Regions from separate parts of the Mus musculus genome. Here regions 1 and 3 are each linked to region 2. A link is a loop called in an ENCODE intact Hi-C map of the cell type or tissue named here. Cell type or tissue: left cerebral cortex. All regions are shown on one strand. Each heading gives the region's core, and the rest is flanking DNA. Links, peaks and the distances in the headings are about the cores only.

Region 1 (8,649 bases), core at 189-8,188, 170 kb before region 2:
AGAATTCCCTAATTTGCTTTTAATCAGGCCTACAAGCTCATGTGATTGTCTCTCTATCTTGGTAACGGGAGTGACCCCAGCATGCTGGACTTCTGCAGAATCAAACACTCTTTGCATTTACATACTATTTGAGACTAGGGTATCATTCTTCAGCAAATCATGGACCCTTAGACTATCTCATTCTCTGATTTGCTTGCAAATGAAGGTGGATCCACTGAAGCCTGTACTTGCAGTTTTATATACAGTTCGCATAAAGTTCTATGCTTCTGAGTAAGGCTATGCTCTTTGTTTTGTTTGTTATTATATTCACTTGTTTGTTAGGTTGTATGTATGTGTGTTTGTGTGTGTGTGTTTGTCATTTTGCTTGGCTTATAAATCTAGGAATTTTAAAGTGTAGAGTTTTTTTGACTAAATGTCTGTTCTATTAGTTCTTGTCCTAACTCCCATTACTGACGGCCAAGTAAGGAAATACATTTGTGTAAAAAGCAGTTAAAAATACACAGGTAAATGATGGATTCACCATAAAAATATCTCAGAGATGTATAAATTACTGGCGCCAGCTGTGCTTTAAACCTATTTCTTTCCTTTGTTATTTTGTTTGTTGCAGATGTTTCCTATAGACATGTTATTGTACACTGTGTAGAATTATCCTTGTGTTATTCAAATGCCGATTTCTCTGCATCTATATCTAGATATATCTATATCTGTGACCTATATCTAGTCACAGTCTGGGGGCATTGCAGTGATTATTCACAGTACTCCTGTTTCAAGTTTGTATAAACATTGCTCCTCATTTATGTTCTGACTTTCCAACAGAAGCTTTTCAGTCAGTGTCTGGGCAGATGACAGAATAGGACAGGACTTCTGACAGGCAGTGGAAGGAAAAGAGTGAGGAGGAGGAAGAGAAGGAAGAGGTATTCGCCATGAGGAAGGGGTCCTGGAGACACCATGGGAGAACATAGCTGAAGACCAGTGAGCCAGAAAGTTGGGTGGAATGGAAGACGTGATGCCAAAAGCAGACTTTAGTGAAAGTTACAGACGTGGATAGAGGTTAGCAGACAAGAGTAGAATGAATCAAGCTGTGGTGGTCCACGTGGCATAAACATCATCAGAACAGTAATTATTTTTTTTTCAGAAGAGAAAATGATAATTTGGAAGTAGCATTAAAATAGAGCAAGACACGCCCTTAACCTCAGTTCTTACACTGATATCCTTTCAAGGACAGATAGGTCTCAGTAAGGCAAGAAGGTAAGTGTGATATTTGAAGGAAAAGATGCTGAAATAACTGACTGAATACAGGATACTAAATGGGTTTGCGTGGGAAAAGGGGGGTGTAGTATAAGGGTCTGAAAGCCGCTGAAGGAAGACTCCAGACTCAGATAGTATGCACAGAGAAAGAGTGCTTATTCTGTAGAAACAACCAGCATCTAGAGGCCAACCATTCTTTGAAATGGTAACCCCAGACAAAGGCATGTGGGCCTTTTTATAGGGAACCAGGAGAACCCTCAGAAAGATTAGGTAATCTAAAATTTCACTGGTAAGTGCTAGGGAGTCACAGGCGGTCAGTGGTCTGCATTCCTATTTCATGAATGTTTAACCATACGATGAAATGGGATTGTCCAGCACAGATTGCCATTTTGAGATAAGTTTTTTTCATAGTTATCCCCAGGCTATACTTTGGGAAGGAGTTTTATGATTGCTTTCTGGATTTTATGGTCTTTCCCTGGAGCTGGTGTCTTATGGCCTAGTTTCTAGGACTTATGGTCTGTCCCTGGAGCTGGTGCCTTACAGACTTTCTTTGAAATCAGTTCTGGTCCTTAAATGGAGACAAATGGGGTTTTATGTTGTCCTCTCAGTAGGAAACATGACAATGCATGGATTCAAAGTGACTTGGTGAAGTTGGAACTCCTAATGCTTACGGAAGTGTCCAGGGACATAAAGCACCATGAGCTTGGCTCTCACATCTCTTGTGCTTGGGTGGTATATGCACTCTCAGGTGTGAAGCTACAGAGCAGCCTCAAGGCTGATCCTCTGAGAGTTACTCTTTCAGCAGATGTGAGTTCTGGAACCATCTATAACCACTAGTTTCATTTATCTTGGATTTTTTTGCCAAGTTTTTCCAAAATCTCAATTTCTGCATGTATGTAAGTAGGACCTGATTTAAATAATCTCTTTTGCTTTCTTCAGATGTCTTAAATAGCAGAGAGGAAAAGAAAAATGGGGTCATTCCTGTCATCAGGAAAGTGTGAAGTATCAGAAACAAGTAAGCCTCTTTCACATAACCGATGCATCCAGAGCTAATATTAGGAAGATCGATGTGTGAGTTCATACATCTGTTATATTTGGCATCAAAGTATATTAATACCCTCCAAAAACCACAGACAAGTGACAGAACAATGCACCATGTTTTAGAGACACTTGGTTATGCCTTCCTGCTAAGGCAAAATACATTTTGTAACTCATAAATATGGATTAGTAACAGATTTATGATGTATCAAATCCTAACTCCTGAAGTTAAAATTAAAATGTACTCTTACTTCTCAGCTCCCTGTCATTCATTTCCCCTATCCTGCGCGTGATAGTCACTGCATTATTATTAATTTTTATATTAGTATTTTAGCATTGTAAGTAATAAATGAGTCACTTGAGCATATATAATTCCAAGTGATGAAAACATTGAGTTTTCGTTACTGAGTTTCATTTAATCAACAATGAAAGTGAAAGTGCTTCCTCACAGCTTATATTTTTGTTATTACAGCATTTCTATTAACCTACTTAGTTGAACTGATGGATTAATTCAGTCATTGCTACAAGCACACTAATCGATCAAAACTGATAATTTCACTCCAAACAGTCAATCAACTTTGGTCCAGTCAATTTTTTATGCTACATGAACAATGTATCTTCCTATTTCACAGAGTTCTATATCTTGGAAGGACTTTATTGAAGATGAGGGAAAAGCAACAATGCTTGATCTTAATGAGCAAAGACACTGCTTGGAATAAAGATGCATATGTCACATACTGAGAACACATTGGAATGACGAACGTCTTATCTATAGGCATTCATTTCAATCAGCTTAGCGAAACATTAAAAGTTTGAACATTCTCATTGTTGTAAAATGTTTTCTATGTATGGCTTAGAATCTCCTTACCTAATGAAGCTGAATATACTTTTACACTTCAGTTCTTTGATAAACAAGTCAGTATTCGCACCTTTCATCCGAGGTATTGTAGTTAAATCTGGGTAATTGGCCACTAGGTGGCAGGGCTGTGATGTGAATAGAGGCCACAGTTAAAAGCCAATTTCAGAAATTCCTCCAGGAAGAGTTTTAAAGCCACACACTGAGCACGTAGTATGTATTTTTTCCCACATGCTGAAGTTCCAAAGAGGACTATTTCATGGTCTCTGTCACCAATGATAAGACACTGTAATAGAATGTAATAGCCACCACAGGTCACTTCTTCATTTTAAAGCATACTGACAGAGTTTTGATTATCTGAAACTATGCTGGTGATGCTAAGAGGCTCTCAGAAGAGTTTGTCCTTTTCCTTAAACATATTATAAAACAGAGGCTATAATCCCGCGGTAGAGCCTGTTAGAATGTGTGGGACCTTAAGTTCAATCTTTTGCACCCACAAGCAGCAGAATTTTAGTATTACAGATGAAGTGAGAATCTGAAATGTAAAGCATTAAAATACAACTAACACAAAGTCTTGTCTAATGTTATTCCCAATCTATAGTTTCTCAAATATGAACAACTTTACCTCCAAAAGTACACTTGGCAAGTACATTTATCTTTATCAGAGCTGGATGAAAAGTGCTATTAGAGTCTGTAGGTAGAAGTCTGAAATGCTGCAAAATAGCCTAGAATACATGGGCTGGAGAATATTACTAAAAGGTCAGCATTTGGAACAAGTTAGGACTGGACTGTGATAGATAAAGCTTCTATCTCAAGATTTCAAGGTAAGACCTGTTGTTTGAAAGGAGACAGACAGAAAAGATGCTTTGGATGAAGGTTTGGGGCAAGCTTACACAACACTTGAATATATGTGACAGTTGGGATGAGAACGAGAAAAACTTGATTTAGCCTTAACAAAGGCAAGAAAGCTGGGCATGGTAGTAAACACCTGTAATCACAGCAGTTGAAAGCTTGATGCAGGAGGATTGAGAGTTTGGAGCAGCCTAGATCACATAAAGAACCCTCTACCACCCAAGACACACACACAGAGAGAGAGAGAGAGAGAGAGAGAGAGAGAGAGAGAGAGAGAGAGAGAGAGAGAGGGAGGGAGAGAGAGAGAGAGAGAGAGAGAGAGAGAGAGAGAGAGAGAGAGAGAGAGAGAGAGAAGTGGAGGTTGCAATAAGTAGGGCACCATTGTATAGCACACAGAGATGAGGTTGGGTTCATCTTTCACATTTATTGGGCTTGCAATTTGGTTTACCTTCTATTTTCATTCCTTTAAAGTGGGGAAACAGAGCTGGAGAGGCAGTTCAGCAGGTTAAGAGCACAGGCTGCTCTTCTGGGTGTCCTAACTACTTCTCTGTTGCTGTGAAGAGACACCAAGGCCAAGGCAGCTTATAAAAGAAAATGTTTGCTGGAGCTCATGATTCCAGCAGGCTCCAGTTTATGCCCACCATGGTGTGGAGCATGGCAGCAGGCAGGCAGGTAGGTATGGCACTGGCACATTAGCTGAGAGCTTACCTCCTAATCCACAAGCATCAGATGGACAGACAGACAGAGCACTACCTGAGAATGCCCACCACCAGCACCACTCCTCCAATTCTTCCCAAACAGTTCCAGCAACTGATGATGATTATTCCAATTATTCAAACATAACAGTCTCATTAAAGCAATCTCTACTCCCCACGCCCTGTTCACCCACTCATGGAAAAATCAGCTATCTCTTTCTTAGCATACAGGAAGAGATACCATTGTCATTAAAACCACAACATCAGAGGACTCACGTTTGGTTGCTGGCTCCCACACTGGGTGACTCTCAACCTCCTTTAACTCCAGCTCTAGGGATTCCAATGCTTTCTTATGGCCTCAAAGGACACCGCACTTAGATGGCATATACAGACACACACATATAGGAAAGAGAAAAATTTGAAAATTAAACTTTTAAAAGAGAAATTGTTGAAAAGATTCAGTATATATTAAATGTCCCAAACATAAATGTGTCAATAATGATACTTAACATCGTTAAGATATTGTGAGGATGCTAATTATATCACTATCCATGGTTGTCATTATGTTTACTTGGAAAATTGCAGTCAGGGCACAATAGTACTGTGTAATGATGAAAATGAACAACCAAGAGAAGAGGGAATAACACACAACAAAACTTTTGCAGGAGTTATGGAAAGCCAAGTCAGATTCATCAACATCTCCACCTTCCTGTATACTAGGAAAGAGATAGCTGATTTTTCCATGAGTGGGTGAATAGGGTGTGGGGAGTAGAGATTGCTTCTGTGATTAGTCAGATACAACCTAGTTAAATCAACTCCCTGCTGGTCCTGCACCCACACAGCTGAAGAGAATTCGGCTCAAAGTGATGACAATGATGACTGCTGTCTGCTGTCTCCTGCCCTGATGACCATTTTGTCCTTCTGTAGTTACTCAGGTGTAATGATGCTGATACCCTTCATCCGAAGGGTCTGACCTGATTGGCTCCATACTTTCTTAACTACCTGCTTTCTAATCCGTACCTCCTTCAGCCATAAATCACTCTTAGAGCAAGTTGTCTTCTTTGCCTGTTCCTTGACAAAACAAAAGTATTTAGAGGAGAACTTCAGCACACTAACTGCTATTATTTCTCTCGTGTTTTTTTTTTTTCTTTTTAAGTTTTACTCCTTTTGCTTCATCCTGCTTCAGCTCTTTGAAGTAAAACCTCTCAAAAGAATTCCCTGTACTAATTGTCTTACTTTCTCCACTACCTTTTCAATGGATTTGGCATTTTATAGCCACTGTTCCACAGATCACTCTTACTAAGACCATCAGATCATCGATGCAATCTGTTTTTAATCCAGTAGTAAGCTTTCAAGTCTCACTAGTGGACTATCAGTGGCATTTGACGTAGTCAATGACATTTTTTTCTCTAAAATTTTCCACGTGGATGCCACACTTTTCCCTTCCCCTCCTCTCCCTCCCCCTTGGCTGCTCCTTCTTAACCTCATTTGCTTTGCCCTCCAAAACTGTCCTTTCTATTTATATTGTCCCTGAGTGATATATCCAATTTCATAATTTTAAACACCATATGTTTATGTCTACTAAGTTTATATGTTCAGCTTGATTCCAGAGTAGTGGAAAAATACTCCTCATTGTCTTGAGCTAAATATTTATAGCTATCTCAAAATTAATATGTGTAACAGATAATGAATTTCTTCAGATTTCCTTACCTCTACTAATTGATGTGCCACTCTTATGGTTGACCATGCCCAAATTGTGTAATAATGCTTAAGACTTGTGTCAGAGAAACATCCTGCTTGGAGCACTACTCTTCTCAGAACTGGATTTGGTCTGCAAAAAGAGGGCCATGTATTGAGACTGAGGTATGATTGAAGATCTGTTGGGGACAGAGGTTGGCAAGCCAGCTTCAAAACTCACATAGGTGAAGCTCTCTCAAAAGTATCTTGAATTGATAGAACTGCTCCTAGAACACATTAGTAGCGATGGAAATAAGGCTTATATAGACCTGCTGTAAGATCAAAGGGTAGCATTTATAATTAGATGGCACTGGTACACAAGATTCTGAGTAGTGCTGCATGTGGGCTCAGCTATGGTACATCCCAACTTCCTCCGAAGACTAGAGCTGACACTCAGGGCCTTCTTGGCAAAGTTGAGTATGACTGACAACACTCCATTGAGCCACTGGGATTGCTCCCTGGTTTTACCCTTGATGGTCGGAGACTTTATGTGGTCTTCTCTTGGGTGAAAGCTGGCAAGCTTTGATGTTGCATAGACAGATGAGTATTCCAGCTATTTCCCACACAAGTTGATATAATTCTCACGCTTGAGCAAAGAGAGGCAGGGGCTAAGACAAAGCTCCTTTCATAAACTGTTGTGGAGTAAAGTCTGTCATGCTAGCTGCAATGACTCAACTGAGTGAGGCTCTGTCTGTGCCCTGTCACAAGCAATGCAAACAGGAAACACAGCTGAAAGAGCTAGAGATGCATTACCAAGGAACTCTCAGGTCCTCTGCTGAGATCCACCTTCTAGAAAGACACATCTGCCTACTGAACCACCCTTAAGTAGTACCAGCATGTTTCCTGGGCCCTTTGCTATATAGTTTTGGTTGTAGGACTCAATGTCAAATGTAATTAGACTCCTGTTTTAGGGAAACAAAGTCTCCAGAGGTGAACTACAGTTGAACCATTCCATCAGTGAGTTTGCTACCTGGATATGACTAAGCTCTCAAAATAGACTTCTTCAATCTTGATCCCCACTAGAGTTTCAACTTTTTTTGGTATCTGTAATGAAGAGACTGATCTGTGGATAGATGTAATACTATTGTTGGGACAAGATAGAATTTACTATTCTGCCTCTTTACCGATCCCCCTGCCCCTTTCTGTTTCTCTCCTCTCATTCTCTCTCTTTAAAAATACATTTCACACATCCTCTTCAGTTAATCTTATTGTTTGGCTCTGCTTTGAATCCTATACCAAATCTGGCTAATCTGTCTATTTTCATTACTATTTTATTAGCTTTATGAAGTAAGTTCTTTTCTGCTGGCCTGGAATTTTGCCACCATCTCTTGGCTGACTTTCCTATATCTTTCTCTCTTTCATTTAGTCCATTTTTAAACATGGAAGCCAGAATAACTAGGCAGATCACATTAAGGCTCTGCTCAAACTCTCCAATCTCTTTATTCTTAATCAGAATAAACGTCCTATAATCAAAAGATCTTATACGACCTAGAACTCCTTCAAATCTCATACCTCATCAGTAACTACTGTGCTGGCTAGTTTTATTTCAACTTGACTCAAACTGATGCCACCAGAGAGAAGGAAACCTCAATTGAGAAATCTTATGCCTGCATATGATCTGGCTGTAGGCTACCCTGTAGGGCAATGGTTCTCAACCATCCTAATGCTGTGACCCTTTAATACAGTTCCTCATGTTGTGGTAGCCACTAACCATAAAATTATTACATTGCTATTTTGCTATGGTTAAGAGTCAGAATATAAATATCTAGTACACAGTCCCTGCGGATGTCATGACGGGTTGAGAACCATACTGCTGTGGGTCATTTTCTTAATTAGATATTGATTTGGAAGGTCCCAGTTATTGTGGCTGGGGCCACTATTGGGCTACAGGTCCTGGTTTCTATAAGAAAGCAGGATGAGTAAGGCATAGGAAGCAAGCCAGTAAGCAGCACTCCTCCATGGTCTCTGCATCAGCTCCTGGGTCCAAGTTCCTGCCTTGCTTGGGTTCCTGGCCTCACTGCTAAATAAGCCCATTCCTCCACAAGTTAGTTTTGGTCATTGTTTTTCATCATGGGGATAGGAACCCTAACTAGTACAAATTCCTACCCAAAGTGGCTATTGCTCTGACATAACCCTGTTGCTTTGGGGAGGATTGAAAAAGGACTTTGTAACTTTGAAAGGCCATTGAGTGTTCAAAGCTCGATGAGCTTTTCTGTGGGAGAT
Region 2 (8,649 bases), core at 124-8,123:
GTTTTAAGAGATTGAGAGGTTTAGGCAATTCCTTAGTGGTCGTGTGAATTTATCTTCAGGTTTATTTATTTGGCCAGTGAGATGGCTCAGTGGGTAAAGGCGCTTGCTTATTAGCAAGCTCGATGTCCTGAATTCAACCTGCAAAGCCCACATGATGGGAAGAAAGAGCAAACTCTGGCAAGTTGTTCTCAGATCTCCAGGTGTGCATCATGTATGTTATGGAGCCAAAGATCAAAATAATCTTCACAACCGCCAAATCCTCCTAACGTTCCCAGGAAGCAGAATCTGACCTTCCTTCTGAAGACCAGTGTGACACACACGTAGCCACATGCTTTTCTCCGGGATGGGAGGAAGCTAAATGTCAGGGGCTGTTAGCCCTGGAAGGCAAGACTGCACAGCAGAGAAACAGTAAGGTGTTCCATTTCTAAAATTAAACATGCTGCCTGGGAAACTTCTGGAGAGAATCACTGTGTAGCATCTGCCACAGTAGCAAAGACACCTCCGTGTAGAAATAGGGTGCAAAACAATGGTTCTCAACCTGTGGGCCATGACCCCTTTTGGGGTCACATATCAGATATCCTGCATATAAGATGTTTACATCACAATCCATAACCGGAGCAAAATTACAGCTATGGAGCAGCAATGAAATAATTTTATGGTTGGGGATCATCACAACATGAAGAGCTATACTAATGGGAGAACTGTATTAGGAGGTTGAGAACCACTCATATAGAACAAAGGCCACTCCTGCCAGTCAGTGTCTCAGCAGCTTGAGTCATGATAGGGGGTTGTGTGGGGTTGAAGCAGATCTGACAAGTCTCAATGTCAACCAAGAGGAAGTAAAGACGAAAGAGTACATAATTATCTACTTGGTTAACTGCAAGTCAGACTAGAGAGCCCATTCTGGGAGTTTCTAACTTAGAAAGAAAGGGTCGTTGTCAATTCTGAGAAGATAATGCCTTTTGCCACCTAATGCAGCATACTCCACTTCTAGGGAACACAGGGTTAAATCAGGGAACGTTTCACCATAAAGCAACATCTAAGCAAAGATGGCAGAATGAGAGTGCCTCTCAGTGTCTGTCCCTGGAGCCATCTGAGTTGCTTAAGTAAACATCCCAAGATCAAGGAATTGTCAGTGTGAGCCTCCAGCTTTGTCCAGAGCTTTTCGCTTCCCACAGGCACAGGGCTCTGTTGCCACCTACCATTTCCTGTTCTTGTTAATCCTCTGGCCAGCGATCACTCCTTGCTTAACTCGGTTTAGGCTGAAAGTCTCATCTCATCTTAGAACCTCCCACACAGAAAGAAAGGATAATCCTAACAGTGACAGTCCAGGGTCCTCGACTCAGGGGAATCTCTGTTGGCCGTGGGCCTTTCCTCCTTCCTGGCCGGAGGGCCTGAGACTATAGCAGCGTCTGCTGAACACCCTCGTGACTGTGCCTGGGCAACATCACACTCAGCCAGATCATTTGAAAGTGTGAAGAACTACTTTCGTATAGTGTCAGGCTGACAAGTCAGCATATTGCAAGCTCTTGCTTGATACTACTAGATGCGAACAGTTTATTTTTACCTCTTTGTGCTTTTCTGCCCTTGAGCGATCATTGCTTGGTGCAAGGAAAGCAGACATTCTGCTTCACACATTCTCCATGGAGTCAGGCTGAGGTGACGATAATACTTCTCCAGGAGGCTAACATGGAGGCTCTAGGTCTCTGGACCTCGGGCCCTAAAGTCCCCTGAGACAGATTCTTGCCTAGAAACTCAACCTAAGTGAACAGTGTATGAAGCCATTCCTAATGCCTGTTTTAGCTCATGAACTCATTAGCACTCTCTCCTTCCACCTGCAAAGGTCTCCTTTCCCCATCCCCCATCCCTTCTCCTAACCCCCCCCCCACCCCACCCACTGCAGTCTGATTCACTTTTAGCCTCATATTTTCTCTCCTGCCCCCATTTTTATTTTGTACCCCATGGAAGTAAATATACCCACAACATACATGGGTTGGATAGGTAGGCTAACTGTCACAAACCTGGCTGAGACACCATGAAACAGCAAGTTCTTGGATGCTCGTAGAAAACCTTTGTATCATTTGACCCCTGCTTTTGATTCCGTCCTCCCAAAGGTCACTTAGCATAAGTGTAGACATTCCAAAGGGCTAGACACTTGTTAAGAACAATTCAACTTGTTTGCCACTTGAGGAACTCTAGAGGAACGGTCCATTATTGAGAAAGATAAAGTGAGTTTTTGGGGGATACCTGGGGGGAGAAGGTGGGAAGGATGATCTTGGATAGTTGAGTAATATGGGATCTTCAAGAATGGTTCAGATTCCTCTCACTACTCGGTGAGTAGAGGTTAGAAGTTTCTTTAGGAGGTACATAGATAGATAAATAGATGGATAATTGATGGCCAACTGATAAGGAAAATAACTGAGAAGGTGTGTGAGACACCATCTCAAGCCCCTATCATAAACTTGGCCAGGCTACTCACCTTAGCATGGTTACATATCAAAAATATGGCTGCTATGGGCTAAATGCTTATGGCTTCAAAACACTTATGTATTGAGTTGTTCTAGAGCTTTTCCTCCCCAGTGTGGTGGTGCTTGGAGCAAAAAGTTAGGAAGAGAATTAAGTCATGGAGGAAAAGATCATAATATATTTAACTGCATTATAAAACAAGATATAGAAGCCTCTCTCCCTATCCTGTATCCTACCATATAAGGGAATATTTAGAAGTAAAGCATCTAACTAGGAAGAATCCTATCATGCTGGCTCCCTAACCCCTGGAACAGAGCTCATCACCTTTCCTAATGCTGTGACCTTTTAATACAATTTCTCATGTTGTGGTACCCTCAACCATAAAATTATTTTTCATTCATAACTGTAATTTTGCTACTGTTCTGATTCATGATGGAAGTATTTGATATATAGGATATTTGATATGTGACCCCTGTGAAAGGGTTATCTGACCCTCAAAGTGGTCACAGCTGACAGGTTGAGAACCCCTGCTATAGACTATGTCCACTGTTTGGGTCACCCATTCTGCACATTTTCTGTAATAACATACCACACTGCTAAAGACTACAAGAGCTTTTTGGATGGATGGAACACTTATCAGCTGTGTGATATTTACTTTTCATTGAGTTAGATATTAGTTAACTCAGGGACAAGCTTAAATCTAAACACCCTACTATGTTATCTTATACACGAGGTATTAGGAGATAAGGTTAAAGTTTATTGCTGGCCTAAGTCTGGGTCTCATGTATGTTAGAACAGATGACAGGTCAGGACTCTATCACCCACTGACCTTCACAGGATGATGCTGAAGATGGATGCCAGATGGATTCGGAATCTCCAACTGTCTCCCGTGTATATCAGAAAAGAGTTTCAGAGGGTGTAGAGCTTATATCAGACAGACAAAGTTTACCTTTCACTCTTCAGTAACATTCTTTTTTTTTTCTTTGTAAGAAAATTTTTTTTCTTTCTTTTGCCTACAATTCTTGCCTACATTCTTTTGCCTACAATTATATCCATATCCATGGTTAATTTCAGGAGAGGATAGGAAATAATATCTTGTTAAGAACGCTATTACTCTTACAAAATGGCCGTCTATATAAAAGATGGAATGGTTGTTGAGTACACAATAGATGTTTGGTAAAGTATATCAGATATATGTATGCCATTCTTGTAAAAACCCTATGTAGGGCTAATTATAGTTAAAGGCAACAATTCCTCTCTAGATAGCTGTTATAGAGCTGTTACTTATTAAGATGGTAGATGTATCTCAAACATCTCCTGCAGGGCCAAGAAAGAGCAAGCTTGTATGCTTCCAGCCATGAAAACAAATAGAAAAAATTCTCATCAGTCTCATAATTTTTATTTCAAAGTGGTGGTGTTTGTAGCCCACCCCAATATACACATTCACACTCATCATCTAACAAACCAGACACTACACATCAGGAACCCACAGGTTTGCCACAGAGGATACAGGGCCTCCCTCCCTGTGTGTATGAAGATATATTCCTTCCTCATGATGCCCATCCCCACATCCCAGCTTCTCCCAACAAGTGCAGTTGGGAGACTGAAATGCAGTCCTAAGCTGCCATCCTCTGTAGCATGAGGGTGGATGCTGAGCCTATCTACTGTGTCTACCAACATGCCTTCCACGTACAGAGGAGGACCCAGCATTCTATGGCATTGTGTTTTATCAGGAATGCCGAATCATTTCCAGCGCCTTAGAGATTTAATTACAAAACATGGATTGGGTGGCCATCTGGCTCTCAGAAAGAATGGCTTCCTCTGAAAGAAACAGAATGACACAGCCCTTCCAATTCTGGTTTAGTTTTCTATTTTATTCTTCTGTGTTACATGCTACATTTTCATAAAGATAGCAGATGAGAATCCTATATTCATTAAGGAGAAAAAAGGGTTCTTCATCTGCTCGTGTTTTAAATAAGGGAAATATATAGTATTACTGCTATCCTTTGAAGACCTTTTGAAGATTTTAATTAGCACCGAATGTGTTATTCCATCTGCTTAAGTGAGCAGGCCACATGGTCACAAGGCCTCTCTTCTCATCTGGTGAACCAGTCCATTGGGTTTCCTTGATTGGAAATAATAAAATAAAGAATTTCAATTTAAAAGACCCTACAAGTTACCCCACAGCAATGGGTTATTTTAAATATTTTTAAAATAGAAAACTGTAAATGCACATTTGTATAAATGTGTACATATGGTTCTATGTGTGTACATATGTGTGTGTGTGTGTGTGTGTGTGTGTGTGTGTGTGTGTGTGTGTATGGAGGGAGGAGGGAGAGTAGAAAGAAATCTATAAAAAGATACATACATATACAAAGAGAGAGAGGGGGAAACAGACAGACAGACAGACAGACAGACAAATATTCAATAAAAGCCATTCAATTCATGTTTGAGTTCAGGCCACTTCCCTCTAGTGATTCATGATGATATATCTTTTTAAATATTTTTGTAACATAATACATTTCATAGAACACTTTCATTTCTATAATCCACCCTATTTTGTGATGCTAAATGGCTAGATAGTATTTCCTGCATTGAGCAGAGAAAATGAAGGCCCAGCAACTCAATGATCTTCCCTAACCCCACAAGTCCACCAGAGACTCACTTGAGCCATGTAACCTAGACTTTCAGATTTATGTCCTGGAACTTGTCCATCAGAGAAAGCTTAATCAACAAAGAAAGAATCTTTCTGTCAAGAGCAAGGTTATTTTACATCAACTGGACTTGACTTAGATTGAATAAGAAATAAGAAATATAATCTGTGATAGAAAATGATTTTAATAGTTTGAAAGCATGCAGCAAGTGGTTAGTTATGGCCATAGGCAAAGTGAGCATCAGCAAAGGTGCAGCTGGATCCTCCTGTCAGTGACCTTCTGGCTCAGAGATAGGGACCAAATTCAACTGTCTGTAAGGAGCCCAGATTTTCTCACTCACAAATAGAGAAATGTATCAAACTTATCCATGTGGAGATGGGGTGGGGGGAGGTGTGGGATGTGGAGCAGTCAGAGGGTGGATGAGTGTTTGGGAATGGAATATGGGGTATAAAAAATAAATTAATTTTTTTATTATTATTTTTTATTAGGTATTTTCCTGGTTTACATTTTCAATGCTATCCCAAAGGTCCCCCATACCCACCCACCCCAATCCCCTACCCACCCACTCCCCCTTTTGGCCCTGGCATTCCCCTGTACTGGGGCATATAAAGTTTGCAAGTCCAATGGGCCTCTCTTTGCAGTGATGGCCGACTAGGCCATCTTTTGATACATATGCAGCTAAAGACAAGAGCTCTCGGGTACTGGTTAGTTCATATTGTTGTTCCACCTATAGGGTTGCAGTTCCCTTTAGCTCCTTGAGTAATTTCTCTAGCTCCTCCATTGGGGGACTTGTGACCCATCCAATAGCTGACTGTGATCATCCACTTCTGTGTTTGCTAGGCCCCGGCATAGTCTCACAAGAGAGAGCTATATCTGGGTCCTTTCAGCAAAATCTTGCTAGTGTATGCAATGGTGTCAGCATTTGGAAGCTGATTATGGGATGGATCCCTGCATATGGCAATCACTAGATGGAAAATAGATGGAAAAAAAAAGACAACAACAAACTAAATCGAAGACAGTACTACAGTGACCTTTTCCACCTTTTCCCATGTGACAATGAAACAATCAAAGAGCTATCATGGAAACAAGGATAAAGCCACTACCAGTCACCTAACCCACTGTCATTCTGCTTCTTAGCCTCCAGAACAGAGAAAAGCAAATTTGTTGGTTATGAATTACTCACAGTACAAATAGGCAGAGATGGTCTATTATGTTATCAATATAACATGTTTGTGGAAGTCATATAGGACCTCCATTATGCTAGGAAATGAAGGCTTGTTGAAGTAAACACTTAGTCAGGCTTATTGACATTTGCCTGTCATCCCAACCCCTGAGAAGGAGAAGCAAGAAGATTGGGAGTTCAATGTCAACCTCAGCTATATAGCAAGTTGAAGGCTAGTCTAGGCTACAGGAAATGCACTAAAAAGGAAATTTCTCAATAAACAAAAACATCTTCACTTAGGTATTTCAAGAGCGAGGTCAAGCAATGGCTCCAAGTTGTTCTGACCTTCTCTACACAGGGAAATAGAGTCCTTTCTCTTCTTGTTTTCCCATTTGTCTTATTGCTCTAGCTAAGACCTCAGACACCATATTTAATAAGGATTTTTAAAATATAAACCCTTATCATAGTCCCAATTTTAGAAAAAAAATGCTTTGGGAATTCTCATCCACCTAGTAGGATGTTGGCTATGGATTGAGTCGTCACATATAGCTTTTAAAAATTAAGCATTTCATTTATTATCATGGGGGTGGCATGTACACATACATGGAGTCCATTCTCTTCTTTTGCCATTATGGGAGCTTCAAGAATTAACCTCAAGTCAGGCTTGCATCATGGGTCAGCAAACACCTTATCACTAAGCCTACGTAGCAGCCCTGGGTCATATAGGACCTTTGTTATACTTCCATATCCATGTAGGCCTCGTTTCTTTAGGGATTATATCATAAAATCATGTTGAACTTTACAAAGGCCTTTTCTCATCTCTTGACAGGATCCTAGGATCTCTGTCCCAGAATCTATTGAAGTACTATGTTACATTTATTGACTTGTGTACACTTATTGACTTGTGTACACTGAAACAATCTTGTATCCCTGAGATGGAAGATACCTGATCGTGGACTGATACCTGGTGACTTTGCTGTTGAATCTGTTTGGACAGGATTTTACTGAGAATTTCTATACTTTTAAATTTTAAATTTATAAAGGAAATTTGTTCACAGTTTATTTTCTCATTCTTTTTTAGTTGTTACTATGTCCTGACCTGGCTTGATTATCAGGTCAATGCTAGTTCATTAAACTGTTTTTGGAAGAGATAATATATATATTAAATTATATATATAACATAATTATTATATATTATATATATTTCAAAAGAAAATCAATCCCGGGCTATTCTTTGTTGGTATACTATTAACTACTTCAATATCTGTTCACGGTATTAATATCTGCTATATTTAATTTTGGTTGGATTTTACAGTTTCTTCTTTAATTTCCAACATTTTAGAAGGAAAGTATTCAAAATAATTTTAATCTTCTGGCTTTTATTGTATTTTGCTGTGATACCCCCAATCCCATTACTAATTTTATTGAATTTTAGACTTAGACTTCTCCATTTGCTTGGCTCAGAGTTTGTTGATCTTCTTTTACTTATTTTTGTTGAATCAACTCATTGTTTCACCAAATTGATGAACTGCTCATTCAGTCTCCAGCTCTTTTATTTCTACCCCATCCTAATGATTTCTTTCTCTCTGCTTAATTTAAATTTGGTTTGTTCTTATTTCATCAAGACTGTGAGATATATCATTGTGATTATTCATTTAATGTTCCTCTGATATTTTAATGTAAACTCTCATAGCTATATTTTTTTAAAGTTAAAGTTAAGGTTTTTAATACAATATGTCCTGATTACAATTTTTCCTTCCCTACTCCTATGGGTTCCTCCCCACCTCCCCTCCCATTTGACCCATACCCTTTCTCTCCTTATAAAACAACCAGACATCTAAAGAATAATAATAAAATAAAATATAAAATGGAAAAACAACCAAACAAGAGAAAAAAAAAAAAAACAAAACACAAGAAATGTATACAGAAACAGACGCACACATGTTCACACACTCAGAAATCCCATGAAAAAACAAAACCAGAAGCCATAATAAAATGCAAAGGATCTCTAAGGTAGAAAAAAAAAAGTCTACTGACTTCATATTATGAGATAACAAACTTCCAAAGATGCCGTTGAGTTTATTTTTGTGTTGGCTACCTACTGTTGCGCATGTGTCCCTACCCTTAGTAGTTCCACCAGTGAGATTCCCTTGAAAACTAATTTTTTATTTGCAAGTGGCTATCACTTGGGGATTACTTCTGGGTTAAGGTTGGGGTACATGTGTCCACTTCTCCTTTTAGCTCTAAGAGCCCATCTGCTGCAGAGCCTTGCAGGTCCCTTACATGCTGCCAGCTCTATAAGTTCTTTTGTGTACCATCCCTGTTGTTTCTGGAAGGCCTTGAGTCCTTGATGTCCTCTAACCACTC
Region 3 (8,649 bases), core at 200-8,199, 140 kb after region 2:
CTAAATGAAATATATTATTTTTTTCCTCCTGCCTCTCCTTAGAAGTATGCCAGGTAATTTTTAGAGTAATAATTCAGCATCGGTATTAAGAAAACTAATGTACAAAAACAATTTTTTAAAAATAAAAACAAAATCAGGAAATATCCTTGCTTTTAATCTTAACTATTTACGATCAGTTCAAAATCTTTTACAGTCACGTGCTTTCCTTTCGCCTTAGAAGTCTAGATAGTCTCATATTGGGTAATTTCAAGAGAGCAGTTGACTAAATGAAAGCAAGTGGTGTGATGACCAAGACAGAGTACAAGCCACAGGCAGAGGAAATCAGCCAACAGTAAACAAAGGAAACTCTGTGCCTGGGTAACTTGCAGGTGGTTCCTAAGCTCTGACCCTTAACCTCGGGGCTCCAGGTGTGTTTCCTGGACTGCTCTTTCTAGGGGGAACTTTCTAGATTTTGTTGACCGATTCCTTTCAACGTCTTTGTAGAAAATATTTTCTTTGATTTCTGACAATATTCGGATCCAGTTCGGAAAATGAACAGTTAAGGTGTCAGGTCCTGTCAATGAGAGCAGGCTGGGATCTTGTTGTTTAGTCATTTTGTTTGTTTGTTTGTTTGCTTGCTTGCTTGCTTGTTTTCAAGGCTATACTCCATGTACTGAACATTCCAGTCACCCACCTTCCAGAATATCAAGCGTGGGATTGGATGGTGCGTTGATTTGGCTTCAGGGAGACAGAGTTTGAATGCCTCCATTTGATTATGTGCTTTCAATGAACAAAATTTAAAAAAAAAAAAAATGTTAGAGATCTGGAGATTTGGGGAGGTCTTTGCCATAAGGTCTCAATAAGGTGATAGATTTTCAGATTCTGGGACTTGGCAGGAAAGGATGAGAACAGAATTAGAGGCAGGAGAAGAGGAGATTAATTGCTTGGGCCTAACTCATTCATATAAACTCCAGCCATGCATTTCCATATGATCATTTTTGACAAAGGTCTGTGTGTGTATCCTTGTGTTCTCATCTGTACGAAAGAAACTCCTGTTCTCTCAAAAGTAGTAAGACATTACTGGATACCTGGTGGTTTTTCAGAACAGACCTCAGGCTTGGGGCGGGTGGTGGTGGGAGATTCCACCTTCTTTGAAAAGAAACCCGAGCAGATAGGTACCTGCGGAGGAAGGGCGCTAAAAACAGCTGGACAGGGACTTTTAGCTGTGAGTTCAGACTTTCAGTTGATGGTTTGAGAGAGAACTAGCATCGAAGATGCGATAAAACAAAGCCGGGTGTACAAACCAAGAGGATAGACGTGTCCAGGCGACAGGGGCTGGCAAATATTAAGGAAGGCACCTCATTGGAGCTAGTGGAAGTGAGGGACAGTTGCTCAATTTTAGATTTATTTCACATCCAGGAGTCTGGCCTCCAGATCGGCTTGTGCCCCACTGTCTAAGCAAAGATTTTGGCCAGCCCGTCGCCTCGAGGGAGGAAGCTTGCTTTCTTTTGCATCCCCCGGTGTTTGGTCCCCTCGACACCAGCGCGAGGCCGCGCATCTCTGGTGCTGGTTCTTGGTCCCGTGGGAGCGACTGGGCTAGCGGGTGGGCGGGGCGCCGCGTCTCCAGCGCGCACAGGGTTAAGCGGCAGGGGCGGCGCGGAGAGGCGGGAGGGGGCGGCCGAGCTCCCGGGCTGAGAGCGCGGCGGCCACAGCCAGCAGCGGGTTAAGTACCGCCCGCGCCGAGAGAGCTGAACCCCGCCGCCGCTCCGAGCTCGCATTCGGATCCGCTAGAGCAGGAAGATGGCGACGGACAGCGCGAGCTGCGAGCCCGACTTGTCCCGCACCCCGGGTGACACGGAGGGGGCCACGGCGGAGGCGGCGGTAACCGAGTTCCCTGGGCGCGGGGAACCGCGTAGACGCGGGCTGGGGTTGGTGCCAGGGTCCCCACTGGACACTCCCCTAGGGGTGCCCGGTCCTTTCCTGGGATGCCTTGTCTTTCTCTAGGGTGCTCCTTTAACTCCCCGAGGTCTCCCTTCCCAAGGGTTTCCCTTCCTTCTCCAGGATATCCCCTCTCTCCTGTTCCTCTTCCCTTGATTACCCATTCCTTCCCCGGGGTGTGCCCTTCGTGTGTCCCTTCCCCGTAGTGTCCCCAGGGCCAGAAGCGGGCTCAAGTGGGGAAACGCCAGCCCCCACCCCCGGGTACTAGGGGCCTGTCGGTCCTTCTGGACACCACACGCGTCCCTGGTGACCCCTTTGCTCACTCGCGGGGTATCTCAGTCTCCATTGTTCACCTCTCCGGGGTGCGGAGCGAACGCCAGTCTCGGGGTGCCTGACACCTCTCAGGGGACCTGGGGTAGCAGAGGCGGGAAGGTGAACCATCGCTAGGCAGGTGTGGGGATGCTCTTTGTGTGTGTGTGTGGGGGGGGGGGGGGCTCATGTGTCTTGGGGAGACTGGTGAGAGAGGCCCCGTAGCGCCTGCACTTTGGGTACTAGCTGACTGCCACTCGCTCAGTCATCTGTAGGGACCTTCTTCCCTAGCTAAAGCGGGATTGAACTGGGTTTTCTGAACCCGGTGTCAAAACATTGTTCCCTTTCCCTGGCGCCTTGACTTGCTTAGGCTCGTACCTGCTCCCTTCTTTGATACTCTAAATGTCTGCATGCACAGACATTCTCTTCTTACCCTGCTGTGGGGTCTTGACCCACAAAGCCAGGTTGGAAAATATTTGCAGGTTGAGGAAGCAGCTCTTGCTAAAGCTGCAAAGACCTGCAAAGAAAGACAGGTCTGGGAGCGCCTCCCACTCTTGGCCAAATCCAACAGCTCTTTTGGAGGAGTGGGACTGAGTGAGCTGAGTATCGCATGGACAACCCCTCAGTGTCTTCCACCTCCAGATCCAAATCCGGGTCTGGGCAGCAGAGGGCAGGAACAGATGTAAACAACCTGAGCTGTTGAATTTCCTCCCACCTCTGGCTTGGAACGAAAAAAAAAAAAAAAAAAAAAAGATGTGGAGGAAGGTACTTGGGTTGATAGCTGCAAAAGGCAGAACACGAGAGGAGGGGAGGGGAAGGGGCACCACTAATCCCCATCGTGAAAGTGGAAGAATCTGGGCTTGGGGAGCTTTTGGGGGAAATTGAGTTTTCCATTCTTTGCTAATAAGAACTTTAAAGATATTTCAAATGAAGCCTTTCCCTTGTGAGCTACTTTCTTTCGGTGACAAGGGAGAAAGGGTCTATTAAAACAAGTCCCTCTGGGAGTTGAAATTATGGACTGTCCTGTTCTCCATGAGGAGGAGGGGGGAAGTGGAGGTGTGGGAGAACTCTATTCTTCTCCCCCAGGAAGGTGGATAGTTTGTTTAATCTACTTAGAAAACACCCCTTTGTGCCCGCAAGATATTTCAAGCACAAGATAAACCAACTCCAGCATGTGCTTTGTGATGTGTGATGTATAGGACTATAAACAAAACTGCATTGTCAGGAAGACTTTTGTTCCAACAAGGTCAGTGTTCCCTGTCAAGTGGTTAGAAATGTCAGGAGCCTAACTCAAATGCGGATAAATTAGCAGCTGGATTTTTTGATTCTTATTAAGTCAAGAAAAAAAAAATCTGGAAAGAACCTTCTTCATGATTCCCAAGGGATCCTGTAGGCTTCCAGCCTGCAATAACAGTACTTACTGTTTTTGTAAAAGTAGCTGTTTACTTTAAGGAAAAATGTTACCTTTTATTCTGTAAAATTGGAATATATATATATATATATATATATTTTAACAAGAAGTTTGCACTTGAAAAAGGAGCTCTTAACATTAGCTACTTGAGTAAACTGGTCTTTATTTATTTATTCATTTATTTATTTCGAGGCAGGATCACATGTAGCTAAAGCCTACCATGAACTCCTCCTCGTAAAGTGCTAGAATGAGAGGCCCTAACCCCCCCCACCCCCCTCCTCCACCCCAATCGCCAGCCTTAGCTGTTTTGTTGTTGTTTGTTTGTTTTTGGTTAAAGAAAACGTACAGTAATTCTGTTTGTCATGATTGTTTTTCATCTAATGGTTAAAAATTAAATCTATATTTTGCTTTTTGCCAACAAAAAACTTTATATATATATATATATATATGTATATGTATATATATACATATATACATATACACACACACACACACACACACATACATTTGGCAGAATTAGGCTAGTGAAGCCTCAAAGCCATTGGCTATTTTTGAAAGTGCATGTTTTCAGAGGGTTTTTTTTTTCCTATTTAGATTGTTGCTTAGTAACTGGCTTAATTTATAGTTTGCAGTTTAATATAATTTCCAGTGGAATGTTTTAAATTTAGTTTGTTATCCTTGTGCTTCGTTGTTTAAATCCTGAAAGCACCCGGAGCTAACAGCTACATTATTCAATAGGATCGTATTAATAGTCTACGCTGTGATCCATGCTGGGAGCCTGGGTTATTTTCAGTACCTCAGCCAAATGCGATGACTTTTATAGGCCATATTGCTATTTCTGCTCAGAATGTAACTCTTTCTGGTAGGCAGTATGGAAAGCAGAGTCTGCTTTGTATTGTCACTGTGGAATTTGGGAGTAAGAAAAAAATGGAGATCCATTTAAAGCTGTATTTGGGGAGGCAACCAGTGCCCCCCCTCCCGGACTTCTGGATTAGCTGATATGCCAAGCTTAGGTGTAGATGTTGCCATGAGGGTGGCAATTACAAGGAATACCGTGGCATCGGGGTTTTTTTGGTTAAAAAACACATCAGTGTTAAACTTTTACATCTGGCACCTTGAAAATTTTGTTTTCTAGGTGGCAATATTGAACAAAAATGCAAAAAAAAGGGGCCTTCTTAGCTAGTTTTGTTTTTTTACTTTTCACAAAATGAAATCATAGTTTTATAGTAGCCGGAGAATGTTGAAAGTTTGATAGAATAATTTAAAAGGGGAATGACATGAACTCAGCACACGTCACTCATCAGTCACGAAGGTGGTAACATCGTGGGTGGGTAGCATCTTTACTGCCTTTGACCTGTCAAAGTATGGCTATGGTAAACTCTGCAGTGTACAGAGGAGTCAAAGACAGGCATAAAAAATGTGGACAGACGTTTTAGGACTGACAATAAGAGAGAGAGTTCCTACTGGAAGGATCTGGAAATGTTTTATGAAAGGCACTGGAGATAGCCCATGATGGAGGACATGTGTGCTGGGCCCTCAGAAAGATGATACGAATGGAGATGGCAGAAAATGTTGTGTAGCCATGACGTTTCTTGAGTTTCCTCTGCAGGCATCCCATGCAAAGGTTCGCAAAGAGGAGTAGAAAGCTGTCACCATTTCAGCTATAGGTTTTAGAACGCAGCTTAGGTTTTGCAAAGTTTGAAAGGTTAGGATGGAGGTATTTTTACATGTTACACTGTTGGTTTTTAAACAATGGCTTACATATTTCTGTTTGCATCTGTTCTGTCTATTTTTACAGCAATTGGTGCTGCTGTTAAATTTCTCATAGGAGTAATTTTGTGTTGAAAAGCGTTTGGCCATTTGTGGTTGAATCCATACGAAAGCTAAATTACCAGTTGGTTCTGTTCTTATGTGTTTCCCATAAGTTTATATGTTGACAAAACATTTTACAGCATTAGTGCTTCTTCAGCAAGAAAAGATAGCTGCTGTTGATCGTGTGGCCATCAATGCTGTAGCGGGGGTAGAGTAGAACCTTTCAGGAGAGTTGTATGAGTTGATTTCTTAAATAAGGCTCATTAGAAGCTCTCATAATTCTTGATGTTGATCAGCTAATTGGAAAATATACTCTGTATTACAAGATAATAATGAAGATGTTGGTCTGTGGTTTATAATAGTAAACGCTGCAGATGTTTCAGGCCTTAAGTCAATAGACAGACTGACTTTCTTCCTGCCTTTCTTCTTCAGTTATGAGCACTGGACATTATGGACAAGTGTTTTTTAACTGAGCTACATCTTCTGGCCTTTGAATTTCAGTTTTTAAACATCTGTTGCTTGCTGTAGGGTGGAGGGTTAGTGTACATGCCATGGCTTACGTGTGCAGGTCAGAGGACAGCTTGGTAGAGTCGGTTCTCTCCTTCCATCTCTGGACCATGGGGCTCATACTCATGTCGTCAGGTTTGGGAGGCAAGTGCCTCTCCCTCCTCAGCCATCTCACCAGCCCCATTTTCATGTCCGTTTTCATTCCCTTTTCTAAGCTGTTCTTCTTAATGACGTAACAATGCTTTCCAGAGTTCTGTTTTCAAAATTTGATTTTCAGTGCTTTTAGTTTTTTTGTTTTGTTTTGTTTTGTTTTGTTTTGTTTTGTTTTTTCGAGACAGGGTTTCTATGTGTAGCCCTGGCTGTCCTAGAACTCACTCTGTAGACCAGGCTGTCCTCAAACTCAGAAATCTACCTGCCTCTGCCTCCCAAGTGCTGGGATTAAAGGTGTGCGCCACCACTACCTGGCTAGTTTTCTTTTCAGTCTCTTGTCTTCCCTGTGATAACTGAGGCTGAGCATGGAATGGTCACATGTTGATGAACATAGTGCTCCCTTCCTGGACTTTTCTAACGTTAAAGTTAATGCCACATCACTCATTAGGATGGTGTCTTAGTTAAGGTTTTACTGCTGTGAACAGACACCATGACCAAGGCAAGTCTTATAAAAACAACAAAAACATTTACTTGGAGCTGGCTTACAGGTTCACAGATTCAGTCCATTATCATCAAGGTGGGAGCATGGCAGCATCCAGGCTGTCATGGCACAGGCAGAGCTGAGAGTTCTATGTCTTCATCCAAAGGCTGCTAGTGGAAGACTGACTTCCAGGCACCTGGGGTGAGAGTCTTAAGCCCACACCCACAGTGACACACCTACTCCAACCAGGTCACACCTATTCCAACAAGGCCACACCTCCAAATTGTGCCACTCCCTGGTCCAAGAATATACAAACCATCACAGGTGGAGAGGAGGGAATGGTTGATAGATGAGAGACAAATTCCTAAAGGTTTGAGCCCAGGAAAAGATTGGACAGAAATGAAGAGATTAGTCAAGGCTTTAGAGTAGTGGACAGGCACATGGGATGTGGGACTCGAATCCAGCTTCACACGTGCCTGGCAGAGATGGAGTCACTTCTCTGCCCAGGGCTCATAGATCTTGCCACCTCAGCTCATTGGGGAAAAGACTTAATTAGATTCCTCTCGACTAATTACCTACTGCAAGACTTATATTACATTTAAAAAGGCTTTGTCTTGGGCTAAAGTGATATTGTAGTCAATGAAGAGCTTGAAACTCACTTAAGAAAGCCCAGCATGGTAATGTGAATTCACTTTAGGGAGGTAGAGACGAAAGGGTTTCTTGGGCTTTGGCAGTCATGGCCAGCCAGGTTATCTGATTGGTGAGATTCAGAAAAATGCTGGAACCTGTCTGTACAAGCAAGGTGCCATCACCCATGGACCATATAAAAGAACACATTTATATTTATCTCCCCTCCCTCTCCCCCTCTCTCTCTCCCATCCCTCTCTCCTTTCCTCCTTCTTCCCCACTTTCTGTCCAGAAGTTACTGTCCAGAGTGTAATGGCTATGGTAGCATTAATGGTGAAGTACTGCCAAGATTTTAGTTGTATCTATTTATTTCTAAGTAACTTAGAAATGACTAAGTTACTACTAAAGACTACTAATGCTGTGTATAGCATGCTGTAGTTCATGTAGAAATAGTGATTTGACTCCAAGACTCTTCTCTTTTAGTAAATAACTAGGTTGGGGATCTATTTGAAGGCTATAGTGAATACAGTATTTATGGAGTGAGGACACAGTTATAATTGATTTTGTTCCAGCATTTCAATATTTCACCAAAAGGGCACCAAGATGATCCAAAGACCCAAGCTCTTCTTCAAATGGGCTTGGTCACTCCAAGACCATCATTTTTGCCTTCTAGGTCCTCATTTATCTGAAAATCATCCCGTTGGCACTTGACACCTGCACATAATCAAGATGCATTATGTGGCGTGTTACAAACTTCTCTGTGGCACTCGTGAGATGTTGAAGGCTTCTCGCTGAGGGGCTGATTCAAGCCTCCTGTTAGGCAGCATGGATATCTGAGATCTGATGGAAAAGTACTTGCTTTTTGTTCTTGTTTTGTTAGTTTTTCTGAAATGGGGGTTCTTTTTTTTTTTCCCTCTGGAGAGAAAATGGAAGAAGAGGAAATCTAAGAGGAGGAAAAGGCCTGTCAGAGCCACTTTTCTGTTTTCCCTTCAGCTTTCTTGTGGTTAAATTTAGCTATGCCCGTAGCCGGGTTCCCTTCCTGGCATTGTCTCATCACTGGTCCCTCCTCCCACACACAGTTGCTTGGCTAGTGTGAAAGTGTTCAGGCATTGCTGCCTGTCTAGAGGTACATGGTGGGCCCTGAGTTCTCACCAAGTCTTAAGGCCTTCCTTAGTTCCTTCCCTAGTGTAGGTTACTCTATGTGACTGACTAAAGGTGCCTCTGGAGGAGCCTGTCATGTTGTGTCTTAGTTGCTTCCAGAGCCAGAGCATGCTTTCTCTTTTGTAAGAGACCCTGTTGGGTGAAAGCATGAGAAGATGTGATATTCTTGCTGTCTTGACAGCAAGTAAGGATGGGGAGATGTTTCTAAAGATGAGTTCATACTTTGGGGAAATGCACAAGGCAGGCTGTGATTAATTGCCACATGAGGAAATGC

The links. Hi-C counts contacts between places; a loop is a spot of excess contacts. Peaks named below come from ENCODE experiments on the same cell type or tissue, not always from the same donor. Only the 100,000 strongest peaks of a DNase experiment are listed, where the experiment ranks them.
Region 1: it touches region 2 in a loop (2.4-fold over the local background); 2 of 42 quality-filtered maps call a loop at or near these places.
Region 3: a loop joins it to region 2, with 2.4 times the contacts of the local background. A loop is called at or near these places in 3 of 42 quality-filtered maps.

What each region holds. Positions count from the first base shown.
Region 1 is chr6:18,814,174-18,822,822 of GRCm38, reverse strand. No RefSeq gene overlaps it. Among named protein-coding and RNA genes, the nearest start is that of Lsm8, 30 kb to the left of the region's middle. In left cerebral cortex, for the core only: a CTCF peak has its summit at 3,258 (motif pointing right); DNase peaks (open chromatin) are centred at 3,266 and 5,517.
Region 2 is chr6:18,644,955-18,653,603 of GRCm38, reverse strand. No RefSeq gene overlaps it. Among named protein-coding and RNA genes, the nearest start is that of Gm23648, 78 kb to the left of the region's middle. In left cerebral cortex, for the core only: no CTCF peak of the experiment used is centred there; DNase peaks (open chromatin) are centred at 424, 1,460 and 4,252; H3K27ac peaks cover 2,484 bases.
Region 3 is chr6:18,507,866-18,516,514 of GRCm38, reverse strand. It overlaps Cttnbp2 (cortactin binding protein 2), which reads left to right and starts at 1,646. Exons shown (of 23, transcript NM_080285.2): 1 at 1,646-1,860. The coding sequence starts at 1,780. In left cerebral cortex, for the core only: no CTCF peak of the experiment used is centred there; DNase peaks (open chromatin) are centred at 1,637, 2,781, 3,304 and 4,445; H3K4me3 peaks cover 4,281 bases; H3K27ac peaks cover 4,999 bases.